Regions from separate parts of the Homo sapiens genome. Here region 1 is linked to region 2. Evidence: read pairs that join two places in POLR2A ChIA-PET (ENCODE). Cell type or tissue: A673. All regions are shown on one strand. Links, peaks and the distances in the headings refer to the core of each region. The heading gives the core; the rest is flanking DNA.

The links. Peaks named below come from ENCODE experiments on the same cell type or tissue, not always from the same donor. Only the 100,000 strongest peaks of a DNase experiment are listed, where the experiment ranks them.
Region 1: POLR2A ChIA-PET joins it to region 2 with 11 read pairs; 1 of 35 experiments calls an interaction of 5 or more read pairs at or near these places.

What each region holds. Positions count from the first base shown.
Region 1 is chr6:16,408,342-16,411,253 of GRCh38, reverse strand. All of the region lies in intron 6 of ATXN1 (ataxin 1), which reads left to right. Among named protein-coding and RNA genes, the nearest start is that of GMPR, 170 kb to the right of the region's middle. In A673, for the core only: CTCF peaks have their summits at 1,168 and 1,372 (motif pointing right); DNase peaks (open chromatin) are centred at 1,033 and 1,383.
Region 2 is chr6:16,968,647-16,971,558 of GRCh38, reverse strand. No RefSeq gene overlaps it. Among named protein-coding and RNA genes, the nearest start is that of STMND1, 130 kb to the left of the region's middle. In A673, for the core only: no CTCF peak of the experiment used is centred there; a DNase peak (open chromatin) is centred at 1,188; H3K4me3 peaks cover 342 bases; H3K27ac peaks cover 1,339 bases.

The DNA of each region.
Region 1 (2,912 bases), core at 294-2,793, 560 kb after region 2:
ATAATATGTCATTTTCCTGAAGAGAACAGACTAATAGCTGATTTCAGCAAGCATCTTTAGGCTTTTGTTTTCAAATTATTTTACATCTTTTTCTTTTCTTTTCTTTTCTTTTTTTTTTTTTTTTTTTTGACACAGAGGTCTCACTCTGTCACCCAGGCTGGAGTGCCGTGGTGTGATCTCAGCTCACTGCAACCTCCGCCTCCCAGGTTCAAGCAATTCTCCTGCCTCAGCCTCCCAAGTAGCTGAAACTACAGGCATGTGCTACTACACACGGCTAATTTTTGTATTTTTGGTAGAGACGTGGTTTCAGCATGTTGGCCAGGATGGTCTCAAACTCCTGGCCTCAAGTGATCCGCCTGCATTGGCCTCCCAAAGAGCTGGGATTACAGGCGTGAGCCACTGTGCCTGGCCACCCACCTATTTTCCATCTTTAGCACTGGCCGTTCTCATTCAAAATACGTACTGCTACACTAAGAGGAGACTTAACTTCAAATTCACTTTGCTCCACGGATGTTGTATATGACCTGAATAGATGTAATTCTGACAAGCTTGTAGTTCATTGGAGGCTCACAATTTGAAAGAAATGCATGATTAAGACTTTAGAACATAAAGAAGATTCTAGTAAAACAAATGATTGCACCCTTTTGGATTTTTTGCATATTATCTTTATGTAGGGAAGGGAATGATATGTTAGAAAGAATCCTCAAACAGGTTTAGACAAATCACTGGTTGAACCATAATCTCCAAAATATCGCTACATCAGAAAAAGCCCAACATAGCCTCTGAGGTATTCGTCAGAAATCCCAGTGCAAGCATTAGGAAAGAAATGTACTCCCTGCTCCTCACCTTTGTAAGTCAGATTTAGTCTTCACTGTTCATTTCAGGTTCTCTGCCTCCATAGGGGTCCCTTCAGCACTTGTTTGGTTCTCTAATTGGCTTATGATAGTGGGTCTTACATCATCAACTGGATTGTAAATTCCTTCAGAAAGAGATGTCAATTAAGTACACAGCAGAGTCACAGTATTTCAAAATTGGAAGTCATAGTAAGGGGGAAGGAGGGCCGCTAGATGCTGTGATTCACACGGCGTCATAGTAAGCAAGAGGCCGAGGCAGTGCCAGCACCCAGGTAGGGCTCCGGTGCCACCCTCTGCTTCATCCTCTGCCAAGCCTATCACGACGGTCGTTCAGCTCATGCTCTCCATGCACGTCTGGTGATTTGATGCTCATCTTTGCCAGCTTCAGAGCATCACTGGACACATGCCCAGTCTTGAAGGGTTAATTTTCAAGTACCAAGCATGCTTTGGACAAACTCAAATCTGTTCCTTGTTTTCGCTCAACCCGCAACCAGCATCATCAGCCCAGACGCAGCTTCCCCAGAAGGCCAGCAGGTGGAGCACAGTTTTGTGGAACTTCTCTAGAACTCGCTGTTTAAAAGCCGCAAACCAAGACATGTGAGGCTGTGGGGTGGGGGGCAAAGAAGAGCCCCAGATTCTGCACGTCTGGAAGCTTTTAAAATTGTCTTACAACAATTTTAGACCTACAAAAGCCAGCTTTTGAAATTGCATAAACGGCAAGTCGAGTTCTTTTTTTTTTTTTTTTTTGAGACCTAGTCTTACTCTATTGCCCAGGCTGGAATGCAGTGGCACGATCTTAGCTCACTGTAGCCTCCACCTCCCAGGTTCAAGCTATTCCCCTGCCTCAGCCTCCCGAGTAGCTGAGACTACAGGCGTGAGCCACCACGCCAGGTTAATTTTTGTATTTTTAGTAGAGACAGTGTTTCACTATGTTGGCCAGGCTGGTCTTGAACTCCTGACCTTAAGTGATCCACCTGCCTCTGCCTCCCAAAGTGCTTTGATTAGAGGCATGAGCCACGGTGCCTGGCCAGCAAGTCAAATTTTTAATTAGACTTAAAATGTTGGTGCTCATAACAACTACAGTTACTGTGGTTTTTTTTTTTTAGTTTCATAAAGAGGACAGACGCTAAGGCAATTGTGTGGAACAGAGCAGCTTCTCGGGGTAACCATCTCCTGCTGATGTATAAATATCGGGGCAAAACTGAGTAAGTTTTAGAAAATAAATGTCAAAGCAAGTCCGAGTCATTTATTCCTTAGCAGGAAATATCGATCCTGTGACATTATTTGATTATAATGACTGTTTCTATTAGGTTAAATGACTGAGGTATACTTAACCAGTTTAGGTGAAGAATGAGGCTCATTGCACCATTTGATTGACTAAACCTTAGAACCCATGTATTCTTTTTATTTGTTCAGTCACCAATTTTTATGAAGCACCTACTGTGTGCCAAACACCCTCTTGGGTGCCAAGGTAAGAATTAAATTTTGGAATTAAGCAAAGCATGATGGCTCATCCATGTAGTCCCAGCTACTCAGCAGACTGAGACAGGAGGATCGCTTGAACCCAGGAGATTGAGGCTGCAGTGAGCTAAGAACATGCCACTACCCTCCAGCCTGGATGACAGAGACCTCAACTCTAAAAAACAGGTTTTTTAAAATTGGAATTAAACACACTTGGGTTCAAGTTCTACTTCAGCTACTTATTAGTTGTGAGAAAATAAATGTCAAATGTTTTTCAATTTGCATAAGTTATTTAACCACATTATCCTTACTTTCCTTATCATTAAAACCCTGAAAAGGTTGTAAGTGACAAAATACGTGATACACACTTAGTGCCTGTCAGATGATAGGCCTGAGTTACTGTTAACTTTTTTTTTTTTTTTTACCATCCTCATCATGTTCCTCATTCTCATCTTCTTCCAGGGTTCTCACTTGATGAAGGAAAGTATTTAAGACAATACTTCTTTAACATACTTAATAATGGAATGGATATAGAAATGGGAGAAATCAGTGTGAAAGCAGGCTTTGGTGAGGCCACTATTTAAAATAACTATAGTT
Region 2 (2,912 bases), core at 129-2,628:
CTGCTCACCTCCAGCTTCCACCACTGTAAACAACAAACACTGCATTTGCTTAGGGACCTGTGTGAGAGGAAGCTCACTGCACCAACATGAAGGACTTCGACCAAGATGAACATAGACAAAGTTAGTGGATGACAAAGAGTAAAATGATCTTTGCAGACCCTAAACTAACAAGAGACCGATATCTAGAACATACAAGGAACTTTCTTACATCAACCGGAAAAATACAGAAACTCTAATAAAAATTTGGCAAAAAAATATAAACTGGCATTTTACAAAAATGCAGGGCTGGGCGAAGTGGCTCATGCCTGTAATCCCAATACTTTCAGAGGCCGAGGAGGGTAGATCATTTGAGCCCAAGAGTTCGAGACCAGCCTGGGAAACATGGTGAAACTCTGTCTCTACAAGAAATACAAAAATTAGCCCAGCGTGATGGCTTGCACCTGTAGTTTCAGCTACTGGGGAGGCTGAGGTGGGAGGATGGCTTGAGCCCAGGAGGCAGAGTTTGCAGTCAACCGAGATTATGCCACTGCACTCCAGCCTGAGTGACAGCGTGATACTCTATCTCAAAATAAAATAAAATAAAATAAAATAAAATAAAATAAAAGGAAATAGAAACTTCCCAAAATTAACAAGTGTATAAAGAGATGTTCAAATTCACTTGTAATCAGAGAAATGCATTTTAAAACACTAATGAGCTTATTAGAATGCAGAAACCAGAAACTAGACAATCTCAGATGTTGGTGTGGATTTGGAGGCACAGACCCCTTCTTGCACTTGCAATGGAAGGGTGGCAGCCATTCGGGAGAGCAATCTGGCAGTGCTTGGTGAAATTAAGTGCCTACAATGCTCCTGTCCCAGAAACTCCACTTTTTTACCAACACTTTCATAGTTTGGGTTTTTGTTTATTTTTAACACACAAATATTTCATCCATCTGGGATTTATTTTGTTGTAAAGTGTAAGTATTTAGCAATATTTATTTTCTCCAAATGTTTGGCCAGTTGACCTAACCCTTTTGAATAACACCTCCTTTCCCCCACTGTCCTGTCACTCCTAACTTCTCATAGATTCCTGGGTCTGTGTCCAAGTGTTAGATGTCTAAGTATTGTATCTCGGGGCTGCTAAGCAGTGAGCACTTGGAGAATGTTTAATCCTTCCTGTGTTTTATGCTTTGATGTCAAGAGCCACGAACTAACTACAGATCCAGAGAAAAAACTGTCACAGAAACCAAGGGCTGTTTTCCTTGGTACTTACACATTCTTGCTGGGTAGAACTTTGGTTTTAGACTGTTATTCTTAAACGAGCCCCTTCTCACACTCCTTCCCTCCTTCCTGGTTGCCCAGCCTTCTGATAGCATCTTCTTTGACTCAAGAAGTCAGATGTTTTTCTCTCTTCTCTCTCGGTTTTTCTCTCCCTTTGTCTCTCTCCTCCTCCCTCTTTCTCTCTTCCTGCTCCTCCTACTCTCTCTCTTCCCTCTATTCCATCTACCTTCCCCTCTCTTCCATCTACCCTTCCTTCCTTCCTTCCTTCCTTCCCCTCCCTCCTTCCTTCCCTCCCTCCTTTCTTTCTCCTTCCTTCTTTTTCTTTCTTTCTTTCTTTCCTTCCTTCCTTCCCCTCTCTCTTTTCTTTCCTTTCTTTCTTTCTTTTTCTTTTCTTTCTTTCTCTCTCCCTCCCTTTCTTTTCTTTCTTTTCTTTCTCTCTCTCTCCCTCCCTCTCTTTTCTTTCTCTTTCTTTCTTCCTCTTTCTCTCTTTCTTTCTTTCTCTCTCTCTCCTTCCCTCCCTCTCTTTTCTTTCTTTCTTTCCTTCTTTCTTTTTCTTTCTCTCTCTCCCTCCCCCCTCTCTTTTCTTTCTTTCTTCTTCTTCTTCTTTCTTTCTCTGTTTCTTTTCTTCTTTCTTTCTTTCTTCTCCCCCTTTCTCCCTCCCTCTTCCCTTTATCTCTCTCACTGAGTGCCACACTAATCCTGTTTCAAAAAGAAAGTTTAAAGTCCTGAACAAAGTTTGGAAATCAGAAAACCCCTCTGGAGATTAGTAATTTGGAGATTTCACTCAGCCCAAATTAAAAAAAAAAATCCTTCAGAATTGAAGTACCTCTTTGTTTCATCATAGCAGGCCTGGTGGCACTCAGGCGGGTCTTGCCTCCCTGTACAGGCTCATTCTAACTACCAGCCACAAGGCGTCTGACCACAGAGGGTTAAAAGCCTAAGAAGCAGCAAGGATGCTTGAAAACCACCTTCACATTAGGGAGAGCAAGTCACATCCAAGGCTGCAGAAAAGTGTGTCTGCTTGAAGAATGTCAGTCACTTTTGTTTTAAGAGACACAGACAGCACTTAAAGGCTGTCAATCATTTCTTATGAGAGGAGACAAGAAACTTTTAACATATGAATTGCCAATATTTTCTACAGTAAATTAGAAATATATATATATATATATATATATATATATATATATATATATATATATATTTAGTACATGTGAAAAATTATTATCTGCCAGCTTGGGCCATGTCTTTTCCATGAGACTATTTGGAGTAGCATTTACTACCTGTCAGATTTTTTTTTAAGTTTAAATAGATGTATTAAAACATAAAGAAAAGGATCTGGTCTGACCCCCCTTGACTGTAATGCTCTGTAGTCAACTTGGAAACTGACAATTTGCTAAAGTAAGAAGCTGTCCTGCTGGACAAAGTTGACGTCCAAATAGTGCTGTCTGCTACAGCAGCCACCAGATACATGGGGCCATTTAAATTTAATTAAAATTCAATAAAACGTTCGTTGCAGTCACACCAGCTTCATTTCAAGTGCTCAATAGCCCCATGTGGTTAAGTGGCTACTGTACTGAACAGCACAGATAGAACATATTTCCGTGATCACAAAAAGTTCTCTTGGACAATGATGTTTTGACTCTCGCTACTCA